Regions from separate parts of the Homo sapiens genome. Here region 1 is linked to region 2. The links are chromatin loops, found by intact Hi-C in ENCODE. Cell type or tissue: K562. All regions are shown on one strand. Each heading gives the region's core, and the rest is flanking DNA. Links, peaks and the distances in the headings are about the cores only.

Region 1 (16,231 bases), core at 7,714-10,213, 80 kb before region 2:
TCCTTGGAAAATGCACTGAGTGGAGACAGTGGATCAGGTTCTGGCCCCAACTCTTCCATGTACATAAGCTCCAGATGGGCAGGGATCGTTCTGCTTTGATCTCCACTGTCTTACCAATGCTAGAATGGAATTCCTGACCTCAGCCAAGTGGTTTGACATCTCAGTGCCTTATCTGAAGGTTAGCTTAGGGACTGGGCTTACATCCATGGTTTTCAAAGTATTCCATTCCGCGTGGATGCCACTTGTAAGTTACAAAGTAAAAAAACACGCACTTAATTATTAAAACGTTAATAAACACAACTGCATCTCGAATGCATCATATGTTGTCTTTAAACATACTGGAGACAATCAGTGCTTGCTAACTTGTTCTGCCCGATTGTGCAATACTTGGAACAAAGCTCCACCTGCTAGAAAGTGACCTCCATGAAATTTGCCTGATTTAGTGCTTGCTGCATCCCTATTGACTAGTACCAGACCTGGTATATTTGGCAAACAAATAAATGAATGATTCTCTGTAGGTTTAAACCTTTTTCTTTTGAGACGGAGTTTCGCTGTTGTTGCCCAGTCTGGAGTGCGATGGTGTGATCTCGGCTGACTGGCTGACTGTAACCTCTGTCTCCTGGGTTCAAGTGATTCTCCTGCCTCAGCCTACCGAGTAGCTGGGATTACAGGCGCCTGCCACCATGCCTGGCTAATTTTTGTATTTTTAGTACAGACGGGGTTTCACCATGTTGGCCAGGCTGGTTTCGAACACCTGACCTCAGGTGATTCGCCCGCCTTGGCTTCCCAAAGTGCTGGGATTACAGGCATGAGCCACCATACCTGGCTTAAACCTTTTTAAAATGTATGATTCAGAGAGCTTGTAGCTCTGTACTAGTTCTTTTTTATTTCCTTTAATTCAATTTTGTATGGTCCACTTCTGTAAAGTTGTGTTGGGGAATCCAGTCCCATGTCATCAGCGTGCCCTAGACTAGGCTTGGCATTTCTATCCAGTTCATGCTCTCATTATGTAATAAGCATGCATATGGAAAGTAACTTTGTGTGTGTGTGTGTGTGTGTGTAGCCCTTCAAATAAAGCTTCACCTGCTAGACAGGCTTGGGCAGGTCCCCTTCTGGGAGGATGGGAGTTTCTTGGTTGAGAGAACTAGTAAGTGAGCCAATATTTGGACTCATGCCCACCACCACCTTTGAGCTTCCTGAAGGTCCACTATTACGATTTTTAAGCAATTGCTCCAAAACAGAATTCTCTCACTGTCTACCAGTCTAGGCCTTACTTTTCTTTTTATTTCTTTTTTTTCTGAAGATTTTATTTTCCTCTTTTCCATGATTAAAAATCCTCTGAAGAGAGGCAAACACTTCAACACTCTTTTACTTTAATAACTTGTCTTCTGACTTCCCACTGGAGTAATAGTCACCAACACTCCCATCAGTTTTGTGTCTGTCTTAAACTAACTTGCTCTCTGGCATTGCCACTCCACTTCTTGCTGATTTTCATCTCCTGGTTCTCCTCACCTCAGTTAGCAAGGCCAGTGTTGTGTGTGCTGTCCATAGCTCCTTTCCTCTAGGTGGAAAGTAAATCTCATATAAAATCATCTTTCTCCTCTACTATGTAAAGCTCAACATGTATTTAGGTATCTTCCAGTGAAAAAGCACTTTTCTGGAGGAAGGAACATTGGAGATGAGAATACTCATTAATAATAAATATTACTTTTGTCTTCAGTGGAGGTGAAAATCTCGAATGCATAGGCATTTTCTAAAAGGTTACATAGGATGATGTTAAAGGGTTTAAATTATTATCATCTCCATGGAGTGGGGCTAGGATATAAGGTCAAGAGTGAAAGATTGGGAAGAGCACTACCCTTCTGTACTGTGTTGGGGTTTTTTGTTTGTTTGATTTTGTTTTGTTTTTGCCATCAGTGTGTTATTACTTTAAAGTTTTAAATCACTAGTTAAAATAATATAGAGACTGGCTGGGCATGGTGACTCATGCCTGTAATCCCATCGCTTTGGGTGGCCAAGGTGGGCAGATCACTTGAGGCCAGGAGTTCGAGACCAGCCTGGCCAACATGGCAAAACCCCATCTCTACAAAAAAAAAAAAAAAAAAAAAAAAAAAATACAAAAATTAATTACTTGGGAGACTGAGGCACGAGAATCCAAGGGAGGCAGAGTTTGCAGTGAGCTGAGATTGTGCCACTACACTCCAGCCTGGGTGACAGAGTAAGACTCTGTCTCAAAAAGTAATAATAATAATATAGAGACCATCTTGCTTTTTTCTAAGCTTAAAATTATAATATTATTAACAAATTTCAAGGACATTTCCTTCTCTATAAGAGTTTCTGCTTTTCCTAAAGTGATGCAATGGAACAGATGACTTTTAAAATAAAGATTCAGAGAATATCACTGAATCAAGTTATATAACTCCAAGTCCAAATGCAAATCATTTTTAAATTGTATTTTAGCATAATATGAGAAAAGATGGTAGAATTTAATTTTAATTTTTTTCTGTATATAACCCCCCCCCCCCAAAAAAAAACGGATGATATTTATTTATTTATGAGACGGAGTCTTGCTCTGTCAGCCAGGCTGTGATACAGTGGCATGATCTTGGCTCACTGCAACCTCTGCCTCCAGGGTTCAAGTGATTCTCATGCCTCAGCCTCCCAAGTAGCTGGGGTTACAGGCGTGCAACACCATGCCTGGCTAATTGTTTTTTTTTTTTTTAGTGGATACACGGTTTCACCATGTTGCCCAGGCTTGTCTCAAACTCCTGACCTCAGGTGATCCGCCTGCCTCAGCCTCCCAAAGTGCTGGGATTACAGGCATAAGCCACCGTGCCCAGCCTGTATACTATACTGTGTTTAAGTGTGAACAGTGGTCATTACTGAAAGTTAGACTGATAGATTTTTTCTAATTTTTCCTTAAATATTCTATAATATACATGATGAGCTGACCTTATAATCAGTGATTTTTAAAGGTTACCTCTCACTTTCAAATAAAGATGCTGTTGTTTCTCAGCTTAATCACCTACTTTTTTGCTTCTGTTCAGTATTTTGTCATAAAAACCTGGTTGGACACACCAGATAGCTTCAAAGTGGCCACCTACTTTTTTCAATGGATTAGACTCTGAATGATCTCTGGCGACTTTCTAAAATTAAATCCTCTATCAAACAAGGAAATTTCTCATCATTGAGTATAGTCAAAAGAATGATCTGTAGACTCCAGAGGAAATTCTAAAAAAAGTTTCATAAATCTATTAATTAAAAGGGGTTTTGTTTAATGGAAGCATTATTAGTTCATAGTTTTTCTTTATTGAAGGAAGAAATTACTTTGATGGGTAAATGCTGGAAAATGTTTTTTTAAATTACTTAAGTTACTATGTAACATTTTTGTTTTTAACTGACATATAGTAATTTTTCATATGTGGGGTACAGTGTGGTGTTTCCATATACATATACATTGTGTAATAATTAAATCAGGGTGATTAGCATATTCATTACATTGAACACTCATCATTTCTTTCTGGTAAGAACAATCAAAATCCTTTCTTCTAGCTCTTTTGTAGTATATGATACATTATTGTTAACTATAATAACTCTATTGTGCAATAGAACACTAGAGCTTATTCTTCCTAACTGTAACTCTGTACCTGTTCACCAATCTTTCCCCATCCCCACCTCACTCCTATTCTCCTGTCTCCAGGAAACTACTATTCTACTCTCTACTTCTGTGATACCAACTTTTTTAGATTCTACATGAGTGAGATCATATGATATTTGCCTCCCAAAGTGCTGGGATTACAGATCGGAGCCACCATGCCATGCCCTAAAATACATATGGCTTCCTGTGTTTGCCATTGCTCCAGGGTTCTATGTGTACATAATCAGTTTTATTTCTTAATCATTTGAGAGTAGGTTGCATACACTTTCTGCCTTTATCTCTTATTTCTTCAGTATTTATTCTGTAAAAATAAGATACTTTTCTTACAGAACCACAGTGCAAAAAAAAATTCAGTAAATTTTAACATAGATACCATAATTTTATCTTTATACTCCAACTTCTTAGGTTGTCTCAATAGTCATATATATGTGTGTGTGTGTGTATGTATATATACATATATATGTGTGTATATATATAAATGACTATATATATATATACATAAATATTTTTTCCCAGTACAGCATTCAGTCCAGGAATGTGTATTGCATTTAGCAATGCACCTTTAATTCTCCTGGAACAGTTCTTCAACCTTTGTTTTGGAAAGACGTTATCATTGATGAAGAATACAGACCAGTTACTTTGGAGAATGTCCCTAGATATACATCTGTTTCCTCATGATTAGCTATTCAGGTCATGTGTTTTTGTCTGGGGTACCACATGAGCAATATGTCCTTCTAAGTGTAAAACATCTGGAGTTGTAGTGATTGTATGTTGTCCTTTGGTTAAGGTATGGTCTTGTTTTTCCAATATGTAGTTATATTTTTAAAAAAATTTATGTGAAGATGCTTGGAGGCTATGTAAGTATCCTGTTGATCATCAAGCACTCCCCAGCGCGCGCGCGCACACACACACACACACACACACACACACACACACACACACAAGTAGGTTTAGCATACATTGATTACTCTTGCATGAATCAGTTTTTTATTTAATTGTTGCAAAATGGTGATTTTCTAATTCAATGTTTCATTCTCTGTTTATTAGTTGACATTCTACTGAAGGAAAATCTTTCACTTACTTCCCTTTCCTTGTGTACTGAAAAATTTGTTTTCTTTAAAATGAAGCTAAAAGTTATGAGCATGGACCTATGGGTTTGTATTTTTTTGAATGGGTTATTAGCTATTATCCTTAGTTATTTGGGTCCTCAAATTGCCCTGGGCTAGGCCAGTGGAATTGTCCTCAAGATGGCTCTTATGTTGTTTTGATCTAGCTTGATTTTTTTTTAGACACTTTTGAATTTGCCAACACAAGACATCCCAGGATCATAGTGAATCTCCCCTGCTCCAGCCTTGGAGTCAGCCATTTATCCAAGAAACTTTGGTTTCTCTCAGTAGGGAATGATAGTTAGATCCTGTGGCACATATCTTTTTATGCAAAAATGTTATTATTGCTCGTGACTCTTTGAGAATTGGTTTGAACTTCAAAAGAGGTTAAAACGTTTTCACTTAAGTATATACAATTTTCTAATTATAGAAAGGATATGCATTTATTTTACAGAAAATATAGACAAGTATAGGTAAGAAGAATAAGAGGTGCCTTGAACCCACTACTCATGTTGACCACCATTGGACGTAAATGTATTTTACATAGCCAAGATCACATCATGTATATAGAATATTGCATTTTGCTGTATCTACATAGCATGTCATTGTTTTCTCAAAGTCATAGAAATTAACATTTTTAAGTCACACATTGTATATTAAAATTTCTCTTTTCTTTCTTGTTTTTGTTTCCATTGATGCAATATCCTAAAGTAGAAAAAGTTTGTCTGCTGGTGTTGAGCTTCTTTTTCTGCTCTCTTTAAAACCCATATTCTTGCCTATCCTCTGCCCTTCCACTAAATTGCATAAGATGTAAAATTACCAATTTCAGAAATAAATTGTTAGTATCAGAGACTGGGAAACATGTATTTTGTACATTCTAACTGTACTTTTGGTTTGAGATATGACTATCTAGTGATAAACTTTTTTTTTTCTAAAATTTGACACCAGTATTTGGCAAATACGAGTAAGTAGTTCAATAAAATATGTGCTTAGTTGCCACTGGTATGTTCAGATCTGGGTGCAAAATTTTCAGCCCTTGAGAGCAGGGACCACCTCTGGCTTTGCTCACCATTGTTTCCTCTCTACAGTAGGGTTTCTCAACCTCAGCACTTCACTGACATTTCAGACCTAAGGGTCTTAACGTATCGAGAGCAGAAGTTTTAGGGCATTTTGTTAAAGTACCCTGAAACATTATATTTGAGGGACGGGTTTTCTAAAAGCCAAAGTATGCTACAATGTGGGTAGTGTATATGTGTTTGTGTCTTCAGAGTGTTGAAAGACCTAAGAATGACATCAGTAAAATTAGACCATCTGGAAGATTGAATGAGCTGGCTAGCCCTTGGGGGAAGGGCAGGGCCTGGGAGATAACCCATCTGGGGAAAGTGCAAGGGCCCAGAGGAAGGAATGCACATGCCTTAAGGGACCTCTTAGAAAAGTAGAATTGCAGTAACTAGAGACCAGGAAGTGATTCCTAGAATGAAAGGATTTTAGGAATTAATTTATACTTCTTAAAAGTTTTTGAAAATAGCTTCACTGAGATAAAGTAAGTGACATTGTGTAGTTGCCTTAATTTGTTTCTACATGGATATTTAAAATGTAATTTTTGTAATATTTTTATTTTTATTTAAAAGGAAATTTTAAAAACAAGCATTCAAGCATTTACAACTTAGGTCTTCTAATTAGTTTAAGGTGTAAAGTAGTTTTGGAAGTATTATAATAAAATGAAAACTTTCTCATGGTGCCTTTATGTTTTCTGAAAGGAGATTTGCATTAACAGCTCTAAGGGAAAAATAAGGTCAAATGCTCTTTTTTCTAATATAAAAATATTGCTGTCGGCCAGGCGCAGTGGCTTATGCCTGTAATCCCAGCACTTTGGGAGGCCGGGGTGGGCAGATCATGAGGTCAGGAGATTGAGATCAGCCTGTCCAACATAGTGAAACCCCGTCTGTACTAAAAATACAAAAATTAGCCGGGCATGGTGGCGTGCAACTGTAATCCCAGCTACTTGGGAGGCTGAGGCAGGAGAATCACTTGAACCCAGGAGGTGGAGGTTGTAGTGAGCCAAGATCGCACCACTGCACTCCAGCCTGGGCAACAGAGCAAGAATCCGTCTCAGAAAAATGTATATATATATATATATTTATATGTTGCTGTCATTTCCCTATTCCTTTCATTCTTATCCTGAATAATATAAAAGAATAAAAATAACTTAAAAAAAAAAAGCATTAAACAGGATCAGGTGAGGAATCCCAGCAATTTGGGAGGCTGAGGCAGGAGGACTGCTTGAGCTCAAGAGTTCGAGACCAGCCTGGGCAACATGGCGAAACTCTTAAAAACTAAAAAAAAACAATAAAAAAAGTATATTCTCCTCAAAAATGTATATATTTTCCAGTGAAGAACTTTAATGGTGGACTCTTTACTTGTGCCAACTATCTACCTTATAAAGAGTTATTAAAGCCCAAATAACTCGTGTCATGTTTTGAATTTTAATTTTTTTTCAATTATTATAAATACTACAACTTTCATAGTATTTGTTAGTAATTAAGCTTTTTGTACTGGCTGAGTGATTTTGAGTAGGCAGAGGCTGTTACAAAATCATGATAAGGATATTAAACAAGCTAATGTTATTTCAGGCAACAAATTGTATAGTGTTATTATAGGCATATAGTTAGTTTGTTGCTTAGAGTGTCAATAATTTAAACTTTTAGAACCAACTTAATTATTTTTTGTTTCTTTGGAGAGAATGATAATACAATGTTATCAACCCAAAAGATTCCTAGATTCCTTTATTTTCTGTAAAGGATTTTATGTTACTTGTTCTTTTAATTTTAGCATTAATGGAAAGGAAAATGTTGTATAGTTATGGGTAATTTTTAAAGTTTATTTTAATAGTAGATAATTTTACTCATTTAAAATATAGAATAAAAGGTAATTCTTGAAACTTGTTATTAAATACAAAGTACTTCATGAGAACACTGCAGTGAAGTGTCTCAATTTTATTGAGTTTTGTGTGTTGTTATTATATCTTTATGAAACGTTTTATACTTTGGGAATGATATTGTTGCCCTATAATTTTTGTTTTTATTTTTTTATTTTTTTTTTTATTATACTTTAAGTTCTAGGGTACATGTGCACAACGTGCAGGTTTGTTACATATGTATACAGGTGCCATGTTGGTGTGCTGCACCCATTAACTCGTCATTAACATTAGGTATATCTCCCAATGCTATCCCTTCCCCCTCCCCCACCCCACAACAGGCCCCTTCCTGTGTCCACGTGTTCTCATTGTTCAGTTCCCACCTATGAGTGAGAACATGCGGTGTTTGGTTTTTTGTCCTTCAGATAGTTTGCTGAGAATGATGGTTTCCAGCTTCATCCATGTCCCTACAAAGGACATGAACTCATCCTTTTTTATGTTGTTGCCCTATAATTTTTAGACTCCAAAGTCTTTTTTCCACCTTGGGCAACATGGGGAAACCCTGTCTCTATCAAAATATATAAAAAATTAGCCGGGCCTGGTAGTGTGCCTGTAGTCCTAGCTACTTGGGAGGATCTTTTGAGCCCACGTGGTCGGGGCTGCAGTGAGCAGATATCACACCCCTGCATTTTAGCCTGGGTGACAGAGCGAGACTCCATATTTAAAAAAAAAAAAAAAAAGGTCTTTTTTTCCTAAAGTCTTAAACAGTATTGACTGCACACAGAGTGTTACTTTGGAATGTGGTAATTTTTCTTTTTTCCTCACTCTAGCCACCTGGCTTTGAAATTTGTGCAGACTACTCTTCGAGCTACTTTATTTGAAAAATATTAATTAAAAATTTCTATTCTTTAGATGTATTTTTATCTTTGTATCAAATTTAAGTGTTTTGGGACATAAGAATTGCACAGCCTAACATAAGTAACCATTAGCCACACTGTTTAAATTTAGTTAATGGAAATAAAATAAAATTAAACATTTATTTGTCTAGTCACTAGCCGCATTTCAAGGGATCAGTAGTGGCTACTATATTAGATAGTGCTGATAGAGAACGTTTCCATCATCACAGACACTTCTATTGGATACAATGCGCTAGAATAGGAGTTCACAAAGGACCTCCTGGGGGTCCAATCTGGTCCACCACTTGTTGTGTTAATATGAAGTTTTACTGGAATACAGCCATGACCATTTGTCTGCATATTGTCCATGGCTGCTTTCACACTGTAACAGCAGAATTGAGTGGTTGGAACAGAAACCTTATATCCCTCAGAGAGAGTAAAATATTTTTCTTTTATTTCTTTACAAAAAATGTTGTGTTCCCTGCTTTAGAGTATATATGCTCATAAAGTTGTTTGAATAACATATGCATAGCACATGTTAGTAATATAGCATGTTACGTAAGGCAGGTTATCATAGTTCAAAGATGAGTCATACCAGAGCAGTCAAAAATAGAATCTAAGACCAAAGTGCTGGATAATTAGACAGGAGCAGTCATTCCCTTGTAGGGACAACTAGAAGGTAAGTCCTCTGGTAGATCAGTTTCTTTCCAAAATGGAGAGAACTAAAGAAGAGTCCCAGGTAAGACTGATCAGTCTACATCGAAGGTGCTAATCCACTTAAGGTGGGCTGGGTAACTGGAAGGATTAGTGCACAGTTGCTATGAGATGCATCTGTGCCAGTGTGGCTCATTGTCACACCTGGGCCCAGAGTCTCATTGCAAGTTAAGGGACCGAATTTGAAAAAGATGCTAGGACAGTTAGAAGATTAACAGACTGAGGTAGGTAACAGAAATAAATGTAATAGGTTAGACCTAAAAACCTTTCAATTTACACTTAAAATAGGAATTTATGCAAAAGTGTTCGATTCATTAATATAGTATCAAGTTTCTAAATATTTGATTGATTGGATCATTTTAGTATTCTTATCGCCTTCTTTTACCTTGTGGAGTATCCAAGAAATGTAGTCTCTTAGGTGACATGTGAAATACTTAAGTCCATTTTGTTTACCATTTCACATACAATTTTAATATTATTTTAAACCATGGAACTGTTCCATTTTGGTAGAATATGTGTGTATTTTGTGTGTGGCTTATAGTTTTTAAAACAGAAGCCAAATTGTCATGATGCATAGGTTGTACCACCATGGGGATTTGTCTCTGAGGATACTGTTAAACTTTTATTTTTTTAAACTTAAGTATTTTTAGTTATTAGATTTGAAAATACATTGTAGGGCAGTGTACTAACAGCCTTTGACATTGGCCTAATAGAACTGTCTTTGTTATCTTCCTAGGTTGAAGCGAGCAGTTTCTTATTCAAAGTGTCCTTGCTTCTCTTAGGCCAGGGCTTTTATAAGGGCTTAGTGAGTACCTTATAAAGGCTGACCCTTACTGGAGCAGATTATAGTGTAGCATGAAGAGCTAAATTTAGAGGGAAGTGGGGCCTCTGCTCCAAATAGTAACAGCTAAAGGATAGACACTCTTGGAGAGCAGAATATCTTTATTTAGTCTGTCACCACCAGTGGGTGAGTTTTTGTTTGTTTGTGTTAATTTTGGGTGTTATACCAAAGTCTTTGCATACATTTTTATGTTTACATGTTATCATGTGTTTCTCCACATGGAATGTATCGAGGGTATGAAAAGTAAGCCCACATACCTGGGTTATAAAGAAACAAACTTTTATGCTTAGAAAGGAAGTAAGTATAAAAGCTAAACATTTGAAAATAGAGTAATTCTTTCATATGCTGTGTTTGGTGGTACTTCTCCATTAACAGAAAAAAGAAAAACAAGGTGCAAAGAGTTAATTAGGGAATTCCATGAGTTTGTGTTCTAAACCCCAAAACAAAACTTTTAGGAAGGACTCACACTTTAGAATTTTTGAAATTACAAATTAAAAACCATTTTTAGCCTGGCACAGTGGTGTGCGCCTGTAATCCTAGTTACTCAAGAGGCTGAGATGAGAGAATTGCTTGAGTCCAGGAGTTTGAAGTCACCCTGGTCAACATAGTAACACCCTCATCTCTAAGGAGGTAGAGAGAGAGAAAAAAGGAAGGAAGGAAGGAGAGAGAAAGAAAAAGAAAGGACGGAAAGAAAGAAGAAAAACATCTTTGGCAGAGAAGTCTGCTGGAGAGATTTCTGTCCAGTTGAGCTACATTCTTTTTGCATCTTGGTACAAGACCCAACACCCAAATTCTTGACACATATTTTTCTTTGCTAACACAAATATATTTTGTATAATATTTGTGTTTGGGAGATATGGAGACAATAATATGTATATCATCATCACTTTTGCAACAATAAAGTATTGGCTGATTCAGAGTGAATCTGTTTATAATGCCAGCAGGAAAGTTTCTGAATGAAACTTTTGCAGTGAATATAAATGATGCATTAGAAGCTCTATTTTCAACATCCATCAAATGAAATGGGAATTCATTGATTAAGTTTATAGCATTTGTAATGATTTCGATATGTTGCTGTTGCCCCCATACACATAAGCAATCAATTACTTTATTCTTACACTGGTCTGTGTTTCTACTGTTTGAACTATTACATTGTGTTGCAAATGTTTGAATTTTATCCTTCCTAGTGAGTTTCTCGAGGGCATGGATTCTGGCTTAATAACCTTTGTATCCCCAAGCGTGATGTATTAAGTTCATTTTACTTTATAGGGTTGGCAAAAATTATTTCTCAAGCCATGTAATTACTTTTTTTGTTTTATGTGACTTTTGATTAGTTTCTCTTCTAAAATAATGATTAACTTGACGTTTTCAATAATAAACAGATTTTTTATTATGTGAAGCTACAAGTTTCTCTTTTATGTGTAAGAAGGAAAATTTGGTACATAAATAATTTTTTCATGTTCTTAAGGATTTTTTAAAAAAAACTTTTGGGAGTAATTAAATTACTTGAATAATGTAAATTTTTTATTGTTTGATGGTATAAGTAATTAAGGAAATCTAGACATTTCCAAGTGAATATCTAAAAGCTTTGGAAGGTAATTAAATAATTTGCTTGAATAATGCATGTTATATTGAATGTTTGGACTTCATAATTGAAGCAATCTAGACATATTTTCAGTTTATAATATTTAAGTCAGCAAGCATATTCTCAGTTTTTAAGAAGTCTTGTGGAGCAGGCCTTACATTTTTTCAAAGATAATATATTGCAATTTTTAAATTGTGTATTAAATCCAGTAAAATAGTATAAAGTACTCAAATCCCTGTCCATTAAGGTAAACCAAAAAGATAAAAAATCTATTAACAGTTTCTTGTAGCCTTCTTAAATTGTTATTGCATAGAAAACCATATATTCTATACACCCTCCTTTTAACCAAGTACTTTACATTCTTTTATTCAGCTTGCTTTTTTCCACTATCAATATCCCTTGAGCATCTTTCCATAACAGTCCAGCAACTTATTTGAAAAGTATTTATTATATGTTTATACTTTGCTCAATATAAAAGATACAGAATGGAGGAGCTAAAGGAGCTCTATGGAATAAAAACCTACAAGGTTCCTGTCCTAGTGGAGGTTACACTCATGGAGGGTATAGACCCCAGACAAAGAGATAATAATAAAATGGCAGGCACTGCTAAAGAAAAACAAAGCCAAGTAAGGAGAGCTAGTGACAACAGGCCACTTTGGTGGAGATGGTCAGAGAAGACCTCCATTTTCAGGGAGGCATTTGAATGATTGCAAGGAGATAGCCATGTGGACAGCTGGGGACGATCTTTCCTGAAAGAGAGGCAGGAACAGAGCCTCAGAAGCCAGACCTTATCTGGCCTATTGGAAGAACAACAAAGAGATCAATGTGACTGGAACTCAATGAGCGATGAGACGAGATGTGTATTGAACATACATATACCGTCAGAAAGGTAGCCAGGATCAGAAATGTGGTACAGTTAGATCTAATTCTTGCTTTCATAAAGCTTCGTGGTGTTCCACTTGGTGCCTAAATTATAACTTATTTGAGGACATTTCATGTTCCATTTTTTATGTATACAACAATGCTGCAACTAAATCCTTTTACATATACAAGTATATTTGCATTCTTGTGTGAATATAGCTACAGGATAAATTCCTGGTAGAGTACTGCTGGACCAAGGTTATGCCCATGTAAATGTTTATAGTAAATACTCACCAAAATTTTCCTCAAAGTATTTCATGGAGTTTAACCTTTACATCAAAGTTGGTGTCTGTGGTTGTTTTTCCTATGTCCTTTGCCAACACTGAGTATTAGTAAACTTTAAAATTTTTGCTAGTCCAAGTTAAAATTAGATCTCATTTTTAAAAGTGTATTTATGCCGGGCGCCGTGGCTCACGCCTGTAATCCCAACAGTTTGTGAGGCCAAGGTGGGTGGATCACAAGGTCTGGAGTTCAAGACCTGGCCACCATGGTGAAACCCCGTCTCTACTAAAAATACAAAAATTAGCTGGGCGTGGTGGCTCACGCTTGTAGTCCCAGCTACTCAGGAGGCTGAGGCAGGATAATCACTTGAACCCGGGATGCAGAGGTTGCAGTGAGCTGAGATCACACCACTGCACTCCCACCTGGGCGACAGCGAGACTCTGTCTCAATTGAAAAAAAAAAAGAGGCATATTCAGTAATGAGTGAGGTTGAACATATGTTCAACCAAACTTATTGGCCATATGTTTTCCATATAAACTGCTTATCTGAAATACATAATCTTTATTTTCTTTGTTTTCAGAAATTTTATGAATAAGCATCAGAAGCCAGTGCTAACAGGCCAGCGGTTCAAAACTCGGAAAAGGGGTAGGTTGTGTGTGTGTGTGTGTGTGTGTTTAAAGTTGTAACCAAAATATAAGATTGGAGAAGAATCTGAATGATCCCTGTTTCCCCCAGCCTCACTGATTCTACTCATTTGAGCTCTGAGTGTAGAATCTGAAGTGCTTTAGTGAAACCATAGAACTGCCAGTTACTTGTTGGACAAGTTATTTAATTTGCCTGTGCTACTTGTTTTCATCTACAGAATGGGATAGATATCTCTGTTCAGGTTGTCTTAGGAGGTTATGAAGGCAATTGATAAATTTTACTGGTTTTGACATTAGCATTGTATTTGGTTTTTGCTTTCTTTGTCGTTTTATGAAAACGTTGATGGCAAAGATGATAAAATGAAAAGTAAATTAGGAAGTGAGATATTGAAGAGTTTTTTAATTTTTCAGAAATGAAGAAGTCAAAATAAATCTACTGCCCTAAATTCCCCTTAAAAACCATATTTTCAAGTGTCTTCAATTGTGGTAAGAGTAGTTATAGACCCATTTTGATGATGACTGGTAAAATTTCTATTTGTGTGAGTGACTGTTTTTTTATAATGTTCATCTTAGCATTCTTTTTGTGTAAATAATATTTTATATATTTTTTTAGAGACAGGGTCTTGCACTGTCACCCAGGTTGGAGTGCAGTGGTGTGATGATAGCTCACTGCATCCTCAAACACCTGGGCTCAAGTGGTCCTTTCACCTCAGCCTCCCAAGTAGCTGGGACTATAGGTGCACACCACCACACCTGGCTACGTTTTAAAAAAATTTTTTTGTAGAGACAGGGTCTCAAACTCCTGGCCTCAAGCAGTCCTCCTCCCTTGGCCTCCCAAAGTGCTGAGATTGTGGATGTGAGCCACTGCACCTGGCCTGTATAAAAGACTTTTATTTATTTATTTATTTATTTATTTATTTAGAGACGGAGTCTTGCTCCGTCGTCAGGCTGGAGTGCAGTGGCGCCATCTCGGCTCACTGCAACCTCCTCCTCCCAGGTTCAAGCGATTCTCCTGCCTCAGCCTCCCAAGTAGCTGGGATTACAGGCAACCGCCATCATACCCAGCTAATTTTTGTATTTTAAGTACAGACGGGGTTTCACCATATTGGCCAGGCTGGTCTCGATCTCCTGACCTTGTGATCCGCCTATTTATTTATTATTAATTAATTAGTGGCTTATTTATTTTTGAAATAGGGTCTTGCTCTGACACCTAGGCTGGAATACAGTGGTGCCATGACAGCTACTGCAGACTCAACCTCCTGGGCTCCAGTGCTCCTCCCACCTCAGCCACCCAAGGAGCCACTTTTGTGTGGAGACAAGGTCTTGCTATGTTGTTGAAGCTGGGTTCAAGCGATGTTCATGTCTTAGCCTCCCAGAGTGATGGGATTACAGGCATGAGCCACTACACCAAGCCAAGAATATTTTAAACATGATTTTATATTTAGTCAGTTTTGCATAATTATATAGAGGTCCTCTTGGATGTAAGAATAGCTGAACTGGGGCCAGGCGTGGTGGCTCATGCCTGTAATCCCAACACTTTGGGAGGCCGAGGCGAGTGGATCACCTAAGGTTGGTAGTTTGAGACCAGCCTGACCAACATGGAGAAACCCAGTCTCTACTAAAAGTACAAAATTAGCCAGGCGTGGTGGCGCATGCCTGTAATCCCAGCTATTCTGGAGGCTGAGGCAAGGAGAATCGCTTGAACCCAGGATTGGGAGGTCAGTGAGCCGACATTGCACCACTGCACTGCAGCCTGGGCAACGAGTGAAGCTCCATCTCAAAAAAAAAAAAACAAAAAAAAAAACGCTGAACTGGAACTCAATAGGGAAACTTTTTCAAAGAGGAAACATGATGTGAGTGATTAAATTAAATAAAGTTGAAGGGAATTACTGAAAAATATTTAAGGAAGTATGTATAAAGGTAAAAGATGTTGGAGCAGAATCACATGTAATGATCTTGCAGGACTAAATTATCTCTTTAATAACTGACTTTATATGCCTTTGGCAGTCAGTGCTAAGCAGCCTGTGTTCTCTTGCAGTGCTGTCTCCATTTAAGTAACAAGTCTAGTCACGTAGACGGAAAAGAAATTGCAATATAATAGATCATTTGGATCAGAAGAGTTTGTAAGAGTCACTAGGAAGCAGTAAGACTGAATTTAACTGTGTGCTATCTGCTGGGAAGCTTCATGTTCAAAGTAAAATATAAAAATTAAAAAAAATTCAAGTGACCGGAAAATAGTTACTTTGTACAGTTTTTCTGTTTTGCACTCTCCCTTTTCTATTTTTTTCATTTCTGGCCTATCCGCATGAGAAGAATAAGTACAAGTATAGCCTGAGCCACTTCTCTATTTAGTCCTCATCTTACTCTTACAAATTGTGCCCCACTACATTGCCCCTTGCCATCTGGAAGCAGATATCAAACACAAAGTGCTAACCAGAATTCATTGTCTTATTGTTTAAAGCAGTCTTGGAAAAAAGGACATGGATGATTTTAAAAGGATTTATCAGTAATGACCAATATAGTTCAGAAACCTAATTACAGTGAAGGTATTGTGGAGCCTAGTAATGTGATAATAGCTAATATATGCCCAGCTATGAGGCACAGAAACGTTGGCTATTGCCTGCCGCTGGGGGATCGTGTTAATCTCAGAGCTGGATCTCCACCTCAAGCATCTTTATTAGTGTGACGCTAATTCACTGGAACTGAGCTCAAGAGAGGGCCTCAGAA
Region 2 (16,231 bases), core at 5,624-8,123:
GGGAGGCCCAGGTGGGAGGATCTCTAGAGCCCAACAATTCAAGACCAGCCCGGGCAACATGGTGAAACCTCTACAAAAAAAAAAAAAAATTTTTAATTAACTGCGTGTGGTGGCATACGCACCTTCAGTCCCAGATACTCAGGAGGCTGAGGTGGTAGGATCACTTGAGCCTGGGAGGTCAGGGTTCAGTAAGCCACAGTTGTGCCACTGCACTCCAGGGTAACAAAGTGATACCCTGTCTCAAAAACAAACAAACAAAAAACTTAAAAATGAAAATTATCTTTGAAATTTACCATATCTAATCTGTGACCTCATGGAGCTTATATTCTTGTGGGGGAAGATGAACACATAAATGCAGAGGCAACTCTTCCATTTGCAATTGTTGGGAATGCTTTGAAGAAAAAATGCAGAGTTAGAGAATTAACTTGAGAACTAAAGGGTAAAAGAAATGTAGTCAGGCCTCACTGACAAGAAAGCGGTGTAGGGACCTGGCATTTAGGGTGGGAGAGGAAGAAGAAGGATTGAGAGTGGACAATTCTGGTGGAATGGACAATGAGTCTGCATGAGGATGCTTTAAGAGACAAGAGATTTGAGGAGGCCTCAGAACAAGAAAAAGGAGAGGAGGTCAGTGGAGAGACGGAAGCAGGGGAAGTGAGGGCAGTGGACAAGTGGGCTGGGCCTAATCAGTCAAGTTACACAATTTGGATTTTATCCCAGAATTCAAAAAGCTTCTGAAAGCTCTTCAGCAAGATTGTATCATAAATTTTGTGCCAAGAGAGTAAGAGGGGAAGAAGAGAAGCTGGTCAGAGGCCATGCCAGGAACCCAGGTACAATATGAGGGGTGATTGGGCACCGTGAAAGCAGTGGAGATTTTGTGATACATTTCTTGAAAGTAAAGCAACAGGACTTGATGACTAAGTGTGAGCATGGAGTTAGGTACAGGGACACTCAGGAGGCTTCAGTGAGCCGAGATCGCACCACTGCACTCTAACCTTGGCGACAGAGCGAGACTCCGTCTCAAAAGAAAAAAAAAAGAAAAGAAAAAAAGCTAGGATTCTCCTACATGTGGCTAAGATATAGATCAGAAGTCTTATTCACTGTAACAAAATCACTAACAAATTAATCTTAAGATAGACAATTTAGAGGACGATTCAAGGAAACGCCAATACCTAAGCCCCGTTAGTGACTCTTACCGGGAAATTTGAACTGCTTATCTCTGTTGAATCTAATTTGGGTTTCCTGTAAATTTGAGTAGAATTAACTTACCCTGAACCTTTGTTATTTGAGATAAATTGCAGTGAGCTGAGTTCGTGCCGCTCCACTCCAGCCTGGGTGACAGTGCAAGACAAGACTCCATCTCAAAACAAAACAAAACAAAACAAAACAGAAAACAGCAGTACCCGTTCCCTAGCTCCTTGTTCTCCAAATTATTCATAAAAACCCTAAACTCTAAGCCTTTGGGCAGACTGATTTGAGTGATGACTCCAATTCTTCTGCGTTGGGTGGCCTTGTGTCTATTAAACTCTTTCTCTGCTGAAATGCCCCATTCTCAGTGAATTGATTTTGTCTGTGCAGTGAGCAGGAAGAACTCACCAGGCAAATACAACCCCATCATGTCATCTTTCCGTGTCAGTTCAACCAAAAGAATAATTTCACTTTTGGTGAACTGCTGTGGCCAGGCCTTTCAGAAGCCGCCTCTAAAAATTTAAGTATAAATAATTTGAGGAAAGTCTTTAATCAGTGAGTTAGAATTTCAAGGATCAAAGATAATAGGTCTCTTAAAGTCCCTCTCATCTCTATAGAGCTGTCACCAGGCTAATAGCTCAGACACTCTTAGTCTCTCTCTTTCCTGTCTTTTTCATTCTCTCTGTATGTAGCTTTGTGTTCTGTCTCTCTCTTTCTCTCTTTTCCCCCATCTCCAGTTTTAGGAATATGATATTTGTTTCTTTTCCTTTGGTGATTATCCTGTGACTGTTTCTATTTTCTGTGCCTATCCTGCTGTACTTCCTCCTGTCCCTCCCATTAAACAAATAAACAAATATTTGTTGAGCTTCTACTTTGTATTAGGCTCTGTGCTAAATTCTGGATATTTAACTAGAAATAAAACAAATAAGATTCTTGCCCTCATTTGTATACATGGTGCTTGCATTTCCCCTTTCCTTCAGTCTGTCTGCTTTTTCTTTCTCTTTTTCTTTCTACTCTTCCAACTTCATTAACTGGATATAATGTGAAATTAAATTATTTTATTTTATTCTATTTTTGAGATGGAGTCTCACTCTGTCACCCAGGCTGGAGTACTGTGACATGATCTCAGCTCACTGCTGACTCCACCTCCCAGGTTCAGGCAATTCTCCTGCCTCAATCTCCCGAGTAGCTGGGATTACAGGTGTCTGCCACCACACCCAGCTACTTTTTGTATTTTTAATAGAGATAGGGTTTCATCATGTTGGCCAGGCTGGTCTCAAACTCCTGACCTCAGGTGATTCACCCTCCTTGGCCTCCCAAAGTGTTGGGATTACAGGCGTAAGCCACAGTGCCTGGCCCCAAATTAAATTTTTTTAAATACCACTTATCTATATTGAATCTAATATTCTACCTCCTGCTCCATGTTTTAATGCATTTTTCCTTCAAAAATCAAAGTAAAATGATAACTGAAGCTAATAAAGCAGGATTTGGGGTCTTGCCCAGGATTCAAGAACATTGATAATTCTTAGCAAAATGTATTAAGATTATTTACCTCAAGTGAACTAAATAAAGATTATACTTAGTTTCATGTCATTTTAGGTCAAATTTTGCTACCAAAACAATCTCAGCACTAGATATAAAAATTTGTATAATTTTCAGAGCTTTTTAGTTTAGAATAAGCATAAAGGATTTTTCATTTGCCAAGTGCATGGCTAGTACATAACATAAACTAAAAATAAAATTCTAAGGCCTCCAACTGACTGAACAGACCATTTCTTGGCCCAAAGGACCCCAGAACTACCTTGAAAACTTGAGTTCTTGGCGATGATGGGATAAGGGTAAGACGCACATCTTATACCCCTTCTTTTGCAATCTATGATTAGATTTTCTTCCATAAGGGCTAAATAGAAACCAGCCCTTTCAAAAGATTCCACTATAGATATCAACCAACCACCTGATACTGTCGCTCACTTTTTGCCTGATAAGACAGCACGAACAATCGAGTTCCTTTGGCCAGTCTATAGAGAATATACAGTAAGGATTTTCAAGTCCTCTGCTTTACCTTTTGATGTCAGAGGGCAGAAAACTCTACCCTCAGATCATGCTAATGCCACCATTTTTTGTACATTGGACCCATGAAGGGGCATGAAGCTCAATCGCACACATGCATGTTTCTCCTTTCATAACTATTCAGGACTCCTCTTATGGCTTATTGAATATGTATATCTGGCCACCCTGCTCAGCATAAATTCCTGTTCCCCTTGTCCCTCCCTCGAAGTATTTGTTTTTGACTTCTGGTTGGAGGTTATGCTTCCCAGCTTGTCAGAATGGCCAACTTGCAGCCTGCAGCTCTTTATGAAAAATAAAGCTCTTCTTTCCAAATTTGTGTATGAACCTCATCATTCTTCAGTTGACAATAGTAAGCAATCTTAGAAATATTTGTTGGATGAAATTTCACCTATTTAATTGTCTTGTGTACCTATCAAAATATGTGCATAATGAAAGGGAACATACAAATGAAAAATAAGAGGCTTATTTCTCCCTGTTGAAAAGGGAAGAATTTTTTCTCTCCTCTTATTTTGAGCATTTACTTTAAAAAAAACTTGTAATTGTAGATACTCTCTTCTTTTGAAATGTATATAAATCCTTTTGAAGACTAGATTGAGGTTTCCAGCTTTATGACATATGAATGCCTTTTTCAAGGAACTAGGGGCCATCTCTTTGAAATGTAAACATCAGGGAGATAGCACCCTACATACTGGTTTCAGTGGAGATTATTTAGGTGGGCACCTTGCTTCAAATTGCACAACTATCTCTTCTCATAAAGATAGAAGAAGTTTGTTTTTCCTCCGCGATTTTTTTTTTTTTTTTTTTGAGATGGAATCTCACTCTGATACCCAGGCTGTGATCTCGGCTCACTGCAGCCTCCACGTCCTAGGTTCAAGTGATTCTCTTGCCTCAGCCTCTCTAGTAGATGGGATTACAGGTATGCACCACCACGCCTGGCTAATTTTTGTACTTTTAGGAGAGAAAGAGTTTCACCATGTTGGCCAAGCTGGTCTCAAACTCATGACCTAAAGTGATCTGCCTGCCTTGGCCTCCCAAAGCACTGGGATTACAGGCATGAGCCACCATGCCTGGCCTGCCCCTCTGTGATCTTTTTTTTTTAAAGAGGGATTCAAACATCTTGCGATCTGAGACACCAAAACAAATTCCCCTTTATCAACTAAGAGGAACCCTACAGTTGAGGAAACAAAATCACCTGCGGGAGTTGAGGCTCGGCTGGCAAGGCAGATTTCTGAATCCTTATGGCTCTAAACTTCCTAACAATAGGAACTGTCAGACCTCTCCCGTGATTTACAACCCAAACCACTACACTCTGACTGGACAAAGGATAGACATCTTTTCTGATAAGCTATTGCAGACTTTAAGCCATTTCAGCCAGTTTATGGAGACTTCACACACACAAACTGTCTTTGTGTTCTGTAGTTCATCTTTTGAGATAAAGAGCCAAATTTCACTTCATTTTAATGGTAAAACTTCACCACAAAGTGTACATGGAATGTATGTGACATATGTATTTACTCACTGTGCATGCACTCAGCTCCTCTCCTAAATGCGTGTAGCTTTTCCCCCCAACCTGTTGAATATCTATGACTCTATTGTGTGATACAGGCCCTGTGAGGCATAAAATCCAACCTGTCCTTCCCCTTTTCCAAGAGAGAACACCTTTGGCACATGCCAGAGAATGTCTCTTACAAGTTTGCAAACCAATATTGCCCAAAAAGCTCTCCTTTCTACTATTTAGCCATCCTGATAGCCTTTTGGATGACACTCTGGATAAAGTCAATTAACTAATATAGATAGTGTGATATGGTGAAATATGTATTTGGTTTTCTTCCTTGTTTTCTGACATACAACTCTTAAAATTCTTAGATATTCTGAAGTGATGTCTTTTTGTGTGCTAGTGAGTTGACTGATGGTCCCCTGGGTAGCTTCAGGATGGGGGTTGGTCACTGGAAATATTAAGACACAACTAGAGGACTGGGACTTTCAGCAACACCCCCCGCCTAAACTCTGGGGAGGAGAGAGGGGCTGAAGGTTAAGCTGATCACCAATGGCCAATGGTTTAATCAATCATGCCTATGTAATGAAACTTCCATGAACACCCAAAAGGACAGGGTTTGGAAAGCTTCCCACAGCTGAACATGTGGAGGCTTACAAGAGGGTGAACAAGAACTCAAGCATGTGCAGGAAGATGTGGCACCCCAATTCCACGGGGACAGAAGCTCCTGCACTCAGGACACTCCCAGACTTCACCCCATGAGTCTCTTCATCTGGCTGTTCACTTATATCCTTTAAAATATCTTTTGTAATAAACCAGTAAATGCAAGTAAGTTTCCCTGAGTTCTGTGAGCCACTCTAGCAAATTAATCGAACCCAAAGAGGGGGTCATGGGAAACCCAATTTGAAGCTGGTCAATCAGAAGTTCTGGAAGCCTGGACTTGCAACTAGTGGTAAGGAGGGGATAATCTTGGGGACTGAGCCCTCAACCTATGGGACGTGAGGCTATCTCCAGGTAGATAGCAACAGAATTGAATTAGAGGACATAGAGGACACCCTGCTGGTGTCTGCTGCTTGGTGTAGTGGGAAACCCCCTGCCCCATTTGTTCACAGATGTATTCTGTGTTGATTGTTGTATGAGGCTAGAAAAAAATGCAGACGGTCACCCCAATAGCTAGGTAAAGGTAGGATAAACTATGGTGTGACAAATGGTGTTGGCAGTCCTCTTATTTGAAAACTAATTGGCCAGTCATGGTGGCTCATCACTATAATCCCAGCACTTTGGGAGGCCGAGGTGGGAGGGTTGTTTGACTGCAGGAGTTTGAGACCAGCCTGGGCAACATAGCGAGACCTCATCTCTACAAAAGCTAAACACAATTAGCCGGACATAGTGGCACAGACCTATAGTCCCAGCTACCCTGGAGGCTGAGGTGGGAGGCTCCCTTGAGCCCTGGAGGTCGAGGTTACTGTGAGCCAAGATCACACCATGGCACTCGAGCTTGGGTGACAGAGTGAGACCCTGTCTCAAAACAGAAGTAGCTATTGCTTATCTTGAAAGCATGTATATAGTGGATTATATCTGGTTGATGATATAAGAGGGTGAGATTCCTTTTTGTTTTTGCAATCTCTTAGAAGATTGCCTATGATGTACATCACATTCTGGTTTAATGTTTATTGAGTAATAAAAGGGTTTGTTTTCTTTCTTTATTACCGTTGTGATTTCTGGTTTGGGAGAAGATTTTTTACTAACTTGATTTTTCCCAGTAATTTACACCATGATACAGTAGCCATAGTTTAAAGATAATGTTCAGCTAATTTTAATTCCTTCCTAGTATAATTAGTGGTGCTCACCAATTATTCCATCCATTTGATTCATTCTGGCCAAAGGACTGGGAGCCAAGTTGCATGAATCACTTTTGAGTGGAGTTTTTACGAGCATGTGTGTGTTCTCCAGGCTCTCTCCCTCTGGCATGATAAGATAGAAGCTGCTCAGACTGCTGGGTCACTGCATGAAGGACTGCTGCTCTGACTCAATTTTGCACGTGGGAGGAATAAACTTTCTGTTACAGCATAGTCTACCATATCTGACTAATACAGAGCCTAACCCAGACCTAGGAGTTAGACGACCAAGAGTGAAAAGAATATCAGAGAATTAAAAATAGTTCAGTGTGACTGGATCAAAGAGTGCTTGAAGGTCAGTAAGAAGAATTAGGTTGAAAGATAGATAAGGTCCAGGCTTTGAAAAACTTTGTAAACTATGTTAAGGAATCTTTAAAATGGCAAAGAGCCATTAAGGATTTTAAGCGAGAGTGACAATCAGGTCAAATTTATTTTTTAGAATGATTTCTTTTGTTGAAGGGTAGAGAATAGATGGAAGCAACTAAAGTCTGAGATAAGAAGACTACTTATAGACGCTATAGTAGCATGTCAGAAGAAAGCGATCCTGAAATAGGCAGGAACTGAGGGTGGAGAACAGGAAAGAATTAAAAGATTATAAATAGATCTCTTCCAAGGCCTTGGGAGGGATTCTGGGAATGTGTTCACATAGTCCTATCTTTTTGTAAAATTTGCAAACTTAAGATATTTAAATTTCAAACCATTAAGGCTGTTGACTCTATTACGACTTCACCTCTGCCAGGTGGCTTTATAGAGGCCATCAACATACTGAGATTTAGTTAGGGGTAAGTTGAGTTAGGGATATATTTAGATTGGACTTAGTACAATGTAGTTATATAGCCTGCAGTCACTTCCATATATAGTTAAGTCATTGCTGGTCCCATGTATGAAGGTACTTCCACTGTGTCAGTTCATGCAGTGAAACACAATGGTGCAGTGCCACAGATGGAAAAGAAATTTGTTAGGGTGTGGTAACCAGTCTCAAAGATAGCCCCCAATGCTTCCTGGTATTAATGTTATTGTGTAGTCTTCTCCTCTTGAACCTTCACTGGTAGTATTACTTTATTTTTACCCAAAAACTGTGGGAGAAGGATTGGCTGACTTCTGAGACTAAGCCCTAAAAGTCTTGGAGTTTCTGCCTGGATCTCTTGAAATATGTAGGGGAAGCAAGACATCATGTAAGAAGTTCAACTACCCTGAGATTGTCATGCTATGAGGAAGCTTAAGCCAATTATGTAGAGAAGGCCAGTATACCTCAGCTATTTCAGCCATCCCAGCTGAGGCTCCAGAGAAGTGGTGAGGAGGGCATCTTCTATGTCCAGTCCGCTAGAGCCTTCAGAGGACTCTAACCCCAGCCTCCAACTAACTGAGCAGAATGAGGAACCTCAAGTGAGAAACACTGAGCTGAGTCTAGGCAATGCACAAACTTGTGAAAGATGTTAATAAATTGTAGTTTTAAGATTCTGTGTTTTGAGGGTAGTTTGCTAGGTAGCAGCAGATAACTGCAACTGAATCACTGGCCACAAAATCTTTGCTACGACTCCTACCAAGAGGTTGAGTCTATTTCCTCTCTCCTTGGACCTGTGCTGGCCTGTGATTGCTTTGCCCAAAAGAGTACATCAGAAGTGACCCAATGCCAGTGCTGAGGCCTGTCTTTAAGAGTACTGGCAGCTTCCACTTTGTCTCAGCACAGTGAGCCACTGTGTAAGAAGTCCAACAACCTTGCTGGAGAAACCACATGGAGAGGTCCTGAGGCTGTAAGGAGGGGCAGAACATCCCGGTTGAACCCCAGCATGTGAGGCTGGACCCTCCAGACCAGACTGAGTGTCACCTGAATACCACAGAGTGACACCATAGGGGCAGAATTGGACCCCCAAGCCCTGCTTAAATTCCTTACCTACAAAATCGCGAGGTATAATAATATGGTTAGCATTTTAAGTTGCTAAATTTAGGGGTAATGTATTATATAAAAATAAATAATTGAGACAAGGAATTTCCCCAAATTTATATAGTATCACTAATAATGAATTGTGACTATAAGTTGTAAAGAAGAAAATAGTTAACATAAATTATTGATAATAAATAGCTTTAATTAACCATGCTGGAGGAAAGACTTAATTATTTTTCTATTCTCTCTGGAAAATATTACAAAACTATTGTCATATGAAGAAGATATGAAAAAGTAAGCAGCCAAAAAAGTAGGAAATGCTGGGTGTGGTGGCTCAGGCATGTAATCCCAGCACTTTGGGAGGCTGAGGAAGGTGGGTCGCTTAAGCCCAGGAGTTCGAGACCAACCTGGGCAATGTGGCGAGCAGCCTGGGAAAAATTTCTGCAAAAAAATAAAAAAATTACCTGGCATTGTGGAACATACCTGTAGTTCCACTACTCAAGAGGCTGAGCTGGGAGGGTCACCTAAGTCCAGGAGGTTGAGGTTGCAGTGAGCTGTGACCATTATCTTATCACTCCAGCCTGGGAGACAGAGTTAGACCCTGTCTCAGAAAGAAAAAAAAAAGAAAAAAAAAAGGTAGGAAAAAATGTATTATAGAGCTATTTGCATATTATAAGGCAGTTAATTAGTATAAACTATATAATATTTTTCAGGATTTTGTGAAGGAGGCTTGTGGTATATATCACCATATCATTTGTTTTGAAAATTTTTAATTTGCTGTTTTTTAAATGTAAATATTCACTTTTGTACCAAATTTTGTATTTTGTACTTTGTATTCTTTTCCTAAAAGAGCTTGAGCAAATTTTCAGAGCTCTGCAATCGAAGTCAAGATTCTACAAACTTCCAAAGGGAAAGAAAAAAAATAAAACCAAATCCGAATCACCCCATACAAAGAATCAAAATGGCTTTGGACCTTTCTACACCACTGGAAGATAAAATTTAATAGCAAACAGCCCTCAAACTTCTAGCAGGAAATAATTTCCAACGGTGTAGAATTTAATACACTGTGAAGCCCTTTATCAAAAGAGAGAGAATAAAAGTATTTTCTGACTGGTGTATAATAGGGCTTTAAACATTTCAACCATTCACCTTATTTCGGAAAAGTACTAAACAATGTGTTCCAGTGTATTTGCACTTGTGTAAACAGGATATGACTTAACTCTGACACACTTTTATTTCCAAAAACTCTGTGTCTTTGTCGTAGGTTGTATCTAGTAGACTTTGTCAGAAATATCACAAACACACAATTGGTAAATTTTGGCAGTAACAGCCAATATGCAAAGTCCTCTGAAGTGAAATGAGAAAGGTCACTTCACCATCTGCGTTCTCTAATAAACAGCTATGGTTCTAAAGAAAAATGTGTGTAAGAAATTAAGTTTGAAAAAATACACAGATGGTTTTACTATTTTTTTCTATGATAACATTGTTTATATAATCTAAAACTCAGATTACTGGCACATTAGGCTATAAGTATTTATCTTACCTTCACTGGTCTCTTTTATAGCTTAATCATAAAGTAATCATCTGGGTATGCTATCAACATGCAGGGGTTCAGACCCTGTGGTCCTTTCCAATCACTATTTTCCCGCCCCTGGACCCCCAAAATGCGTGACTCCCCTGACTTTTATGATTATCAAGCCCTCACTTTTATTCATAATTTCACTCTTTGACATTCATCCCTAAACACTGTAAGTTTATATGTTTTTGTTCTATAAAGAGAATCATACAATATATATTTTTGTATTTCTGGTTTCTTTTACTCAACTCTATCTTTGTAAGACACATTCATATTGTTGCCGTAGCTGTATTTTTTTGTTTGTTTGTTTCTAGTATTGGATAGGTTTCTGTTATGTGAATGTACCATGATTTAGTTATCCATTTCTATTATTAATGAATATTTGAGTTGTTTCCAGTTTGGAGGATTACCAGTACACCAGGAGCTGCATTAGACTGATCAATCTGACTTTTAGGACTCATAAATTCTTCATAGATAAGAGACAGAAAGATGTTTTTATAAAACTTAAGAACATTTAATCACCCTTATAAATGCCAGGGTTACTTTCATTTTCTTAAACACAATGACAGTTTATTTAAATAAACTCAGCTGGCCACTTTAATTGCACTTTCCCCTGTTCATTCTTACCTATTACTCTCCGATTTATGTGTATTAATTGAGGCAGTATTGATGCAGGATATTTCTTGGCCACTTTGCCAACCAGGGACCTCCACAACTTTTGATGCCCCTCTCCCCTCACCTGGGCCTTGCTCAGGCCCAGGCCTGCCACTGGAGGCACCCCACCCACTTGGCCCACCGTTCTATAGCTTGTACCCATGTTCAGTGGCTCCCGAGCACTTGTCACAAGTCCAAGAAAAATGAGGATACACTGACAATTGAAGGGTGAGGATGGGCAGAGAAGAATTTTATTGAGCAACGGAACAGCTCTCAGTGGAGAGGGGAAGTGGTGGGGGAAATGGTCCCCCACTCCCACAGTCGGGTAGTTTCTCTCCCAGTGTGGCTGAGGGCAGGACTTCTATGGCTTCAGAATAGGGGAGTGTGTACTGATTGGTTTGTGAGTGAGTATGTAGAGAAAGCCTAAAGCAAAGGCAATACTCAAAGGTGGGCACAGCAGGGGAGAAAACCAATTCAGAAAGGGTAGGTATATGTACAATAGGTGAAGGGTGGAGATCAATCAGAGGAAAGCATGCCAAATAGGAAGACAGGTTCTCAATCTGGTCTGTGGATTTACCCTGCACTTGTAGCTGGGCTTTAAACTGTCTTTGGCTTGAAGGTTCGGTTTCACCGGGGACCCTCCCCTATCTGCCTAGGCATCTGCCTGCCTCCTGTCACTATCAGCATTATTAGCTTTCAGAGCCAAACATGCATCTGTTGAAGTGGCCTTTGGACAAATAAATACAACACATTGGCCTACAATATTCAAAATGGAAACAGATTCAGGCCTCAGAATCCAAAAGGGAGTAAAAGACCAATGGAAAGGGAGGATGCAGAGAATAAAGAGGCAAAGAGTAGGTAGATTATTCAGTCATTAAAGCTGATTGTCCCCCTCACTGAAGGCAGGTTGTCAGTGGCCAGGCTGGATTTGTCTGGTTGTCGAGCTGGATTTGCTCTTTAGGCTCTGGAATTATATGTAATACCGTAGTAGCTAAATATACCACTAAAAATACTCACTTCTAGAAATTTAGAATTGGGATGTTAGTGCTGATATAATCTAACCAGATGGTCAAATAGATATGTATGTTTTATTCTTGCTGGCATTATATGAAGGAAAAAGAAAAAAAGAATTTACATCCAACATCTGGCTGGTAAAAGCCAGAAAAAAACTTCATGTTTAATTTGTGGTTGGAAGAAAAACATTTTCTGAAATTGAATTCTGGTTTGAAGTCCTCTGGTGTGAACAGTGACACATCCTGCATAGCAAAAGGGAAACTTACTATTATTGTAGGAGCAATGAATGTGTTGCATTTAATGGCTAATGTTTGGCAATACGTTCAAAAGAGTAGGATAACACAGAGAAAATAGAGCAAAGGGTAGACTTAGAAGGAGAGAGACTTCTGTTGTTGATCAGCTTCTTTGTCTCATTGTCAGCCAAGAAGCTCCCTGCCTATGCTTCATTCAATCCTAAAGATTGCAAATCATTACAAAGGAAAGTTTCCAGTTCTTTTCTTTGTTTGCTTAGGAAGCAGCAGAATCAGAGGAAAAATGGAAAAAGGTGTAATAAAAAATCTGTCATTAGAAAAAATTTAACCGAATCAATCCACTTAAAATCATTGACAGATATTTTTTAAATGGTCAATTTGTTTAATAATAATATTTGATTAGCTAAGAAAATATTACACTGAAGTTTATAGCAATGTGGACTATAGTTGAAGCAATTTAAAATTAACTATACCACTGATATTTTATGTGGCTATAACTTATCTATGATAAACAATTAGATAAGCAATTATAAGTTTATCTAATTTCATGTTTATATTTTGGAGGTCAAGAAAGTATTTTGGTAGGGTCGGTAACAGTGCTGTATAACAGTTTAGGAGTAATTTAGCTTAGGATTTATTGAGGACGATCAGATCCTAGTGTTCAATTATTATTATTTTTTTCCTCCTATGGTCTTGTCTGAAAAGGATTGAATAATATTTGGGATTTTTTTTTTGTTTGTGTGTGTTTGTTTTTTAGAGAAAGGATCTCCCTATGTTGCCCAGGCTGGACTCAAACTTCTGGGCTCAAGTGATCCTCCCACCTCAGCCCTCTGATTAACCAGGACTACAGGCATGTGGCACTTCACCTGACTGCCATGTTGAATTATTTAAAAATAAATGTTGACCTTAAGTTTGAATAATAAGAATTTCATAAATTTGAGTTAATGTCAACTAAACCTTAACCATGAAAAGAGTTTTACAATAAGAATTTTAAAAATCTGGCCAGGTGCGATGGCTCATGCCTATAATCCCAGCACTTTGGGAGGCTGAGGCGGGCCAATCACCTGAGGTCAGGAGTTCAAGACCAGCCCGGCCAAAGTGGTGAAATCCTGTCTCTACTAAAAATACAAAAATTAGCTGGGCATGGTGGCACGTGCCTGTAATCCCAACTAGGCAGGAGGATTGCTTGAACCTGGGAGACGGAAGTTGCAGTGAGCCGAGATCGCACCACTGCATTCTAGCCTGAGCGACAGGGCGAGACCCTGTCCCCCGCAACACAAAAAAAAAAGAATAAAGAAAAGAAAAGAATTATTAAAATCTGAAATTGATTACCCAGTGAAGTGAGAGAATTTTCTTCCCTGATAAAATGATGAAGACTGCAAAACTGAAAGATGGTTTGAAATGTGACTAGAGAAATCTTTGTAGAATACAGGGAAAAAATGTAATCAGAATTATTTTTCAAGAAAATGTACTTCTCAGATCTATTGTGGGGAGCATAAATGAAGCCAGTCCCATGTTATACTCTGAAATCCATCACAGCATTTGTGCTGATATTTCCAGCCTGTGACAGCGTGGCAGGAACACTAAGGCAGGGTCATTCCAGGAGAGCATGTGGGATTTCTCTGACATCTGGCTTGGACTCCCTGTTGGCCTTGCCAAATCTCCTTAAAACTGCACTGCAGTCATAGACCCTTCCTTCCCTCCTCTCTCTCCCCTTCCTTTCTTCTCTTGCCTTATTCTCTCTCTCCTTCACAGATGTCAAACCTGCACTGTGGTCTTTTAGCTCTCCCAGCCTCCAAGAGTTCCCTCCCTATTTCCCCTCATGGACATTTCTCCTAATTAATTGCTTGCACATCTAACCCAGTTTTGGCATCTGCTTCTCAGAAGATCTAGACTAATGCACAAGAATTCTGTTATTGCCCTGACTCAAAAACATGTATATATACGTATATACATTTTTAAAAAGTATATATATATATATATATATATATATATACTTTTTTTTTTTTGAGAAGAGTTTTGCTCTTGTCGCCCAGGCTGGGTTACAGTGGCACTATCTTGGCTCACTGCAACCTCCACCTCCCGGGTTCAAGTGATTCTCCTGCCTCAGCCTCCCAAGTAGCTGGGATTACAGGTGCCCACCACCACACCCTGTTAATTTTTTGTATTCTTAGTAGAGACGGGGTTTCACCATGTTGGCCAGGCTGGTCTGGAACTCCTGACCTCAGGTGATCCACCCACCTCGGCGTCCCAAAGTGCTGTGATTACAGGCGTGAATCACTGTGCCCGGCCTCAAAAACATATTAAACGAGCAGGAAGAAGAAGGAGAAGGAGGAGGAAGAAGAGGAGGAGGGGAGGAAGGGGAGGAGAAGGGGGAAAGGAGGAAGAGTGGGAAAAGAGGAGGAAGAGGAGGAGAAGGAGGAGGAAGGAAGCGTACCGATCTCCTAAATTGTTAGAAGGTCATCTCACATTAAAGATTTATTCAGAGACTAAGAAAGTATATGAAAAATTGATGTTTGTCTTTGTTATTCCTAATTGAAAACTGTTAAAAATAGTTTGCTTATGTAGTATATATACATATATATATATATATTTTGCTGTTTGTTTGTTTTTTTAGACAGAGTCTCACTCTGTCACCAGGTTGGAGTGCAGTGGCGCAATCTTGGCTCACTGCAACCTCCACCTCCCAGGTTCAAGTGATTCTCCTGCCCCAGCCTCCTGAGTAGGTGGGACTACAGGCGCCCACCACCACGCCCGGCTAATTTTTTGTATTTTTAGTAGAGACGGGGTTTCACCATGTTGGCCAGGATGGTCTTGATCTCTTGACCTCTTGATCCACCTGCCTTGGCCTCCCAAAGTGCTGGGATTACAGGCGTGAGCCACCGTGCCTGGCTGTAGTATATTCTTATAATTTTATGCTGCCACGGCATACATTTTGAAATTGGACTCATATCAGAAGCAGGGCTCAGTTTCCAGTTCTACACCTTCCCAGTTCCTCAATGTGGCCAATCCACACATCTACCTTATACAGCTTCCTCCTGGTGACCACCTCCCAGTGGGACGGCTATTAATCAGTGCAGCCTGCCTGACTGGCCCGCTGAGCCTCACTACCTGCATGGACTGTGCAGACATGCCACAATGACCACCTGTCAGTCACTGTGTGACCTCCTGGCAGTCATGCCTGCTTGTTATGAACTCACTAATTAAAACTCCCCACGGGAAACCCCCGGAACCAATAAGGGCACTTGCCCACAGACCCCCCTCTCTCCCCCTGCGCAGACTCCTGGATATCTCTGTGTGTGGCCTCCAGGCATGCAGGTACCCAGTAAGTAATAAAACCTTTATTTCCATCTTGTGTCTCTTCTAATCATTGGAGGAGTACTCTACATCTTAAAGATCTTAAATTAAAACAGTTTAGAAGGCCAGTTTTTAAGAAATACAATTCAATTATCCATTCTATTGATTTTGTGGATAAAGACAACTTTATTGTATAAAAATAAAACCTTGGCCAGGCCCGGCGTCTCACGCCTATAATCCCAGCACTTTGGGAGGCTGAGGTGGGTGGATCACCTGAGGTCAGGAGTTCCAGACCAGCCTGGCTAACATGGTGAAACCCCGTCTCTACTAAAAATACAAAAAATTAGCAGGGTTTGGTGGCACGCACCTGTAATCCCAGCTACTTGGGAGGCTGAGGCAGGAGAATTGCTTGAACCCGGGAGGTGGAGGTTGCTGTGAGCCAAGATAGTGCCGTTGCACTCCAGCTTGGGCAACAAGAGTGAAACTCCATCTAAAAATAAAATAAAATAAAATAAAAGCTCTCCTTCCACTCAGAAATATATGTAATCTCATAGCTTAGTCTCCAGTATAACTCTGTGAGAAGAACTGTAGTCCAGTGTCCCATTCTTTTTTTCACTTAAAAAAAGGCAGTTTTTCATCAAAGGAACAATATGGAGGCATAATATGAAAGAAGGACATTGCCTATGGCAGATTTTATTTTCTAAAGACACCACAGTACGTCTCATCACATATGCTCTTCCAAAATGTGGCCTTGCAAACTTGAAGAAAAATAGAGCCTGAAGTAAATAATATTTACTCCCAGAAAATGGCACATCCCTTATTCTGTCAGGCTGCTGGTGTGGTTGCCTAAGTCCATCTAAACTATAGTTAAGCTGAATTAGGGTTTGTTATAGGTTTAATAGATTC

The links. Peaks named below come from ENCODE experiments on the same cell type or tissue, not always from the same donor. Only the 100,000 strongest peaks of a DNase experiment are listed, where the experiment ranks them.
Region 1: a loop joins it to region 2, with 1.8 times the contacts of the local background. A loop is called at or near these places in 2 of 110 quality-filtered maps.

The regions. Positions count from the first base shown.
Region 1 is chr7:16,651,997-16,668,227 of GRCh38, forward strand. BZW2 (basic leucine zipper and W2 domains 2) reads left to right here. Exons shown (of 12, transcript NM_014038.3): 2 at 13,441-13,505. The coding sequence starts at 13,448. Among named protein-coding and RNA genes, the nearest start is that of BZW2, 14 kb to the left of the region's middle. RefSeq lists an enhancer at 5,756-6,339. In K562, for the core only: no CTCF peak of the experiment used is centred there; a DNase peak (open chromatin) is centred at 9,195; H3K4me3 peaks cover 216 bases.
Region 2 is chr7:16,733,665-16,749,895 of GRCh38, forward strand. No RefSeq gene overlaps it. Among named protein-coding and RNA genes, the nearest start is that of TSPAN13, 12 kb to the right of the region's middle. In K562, for the core only: no CTCF peak of the experiment used is centred there; a DNase peak (open chromatin) is centred at 6,747.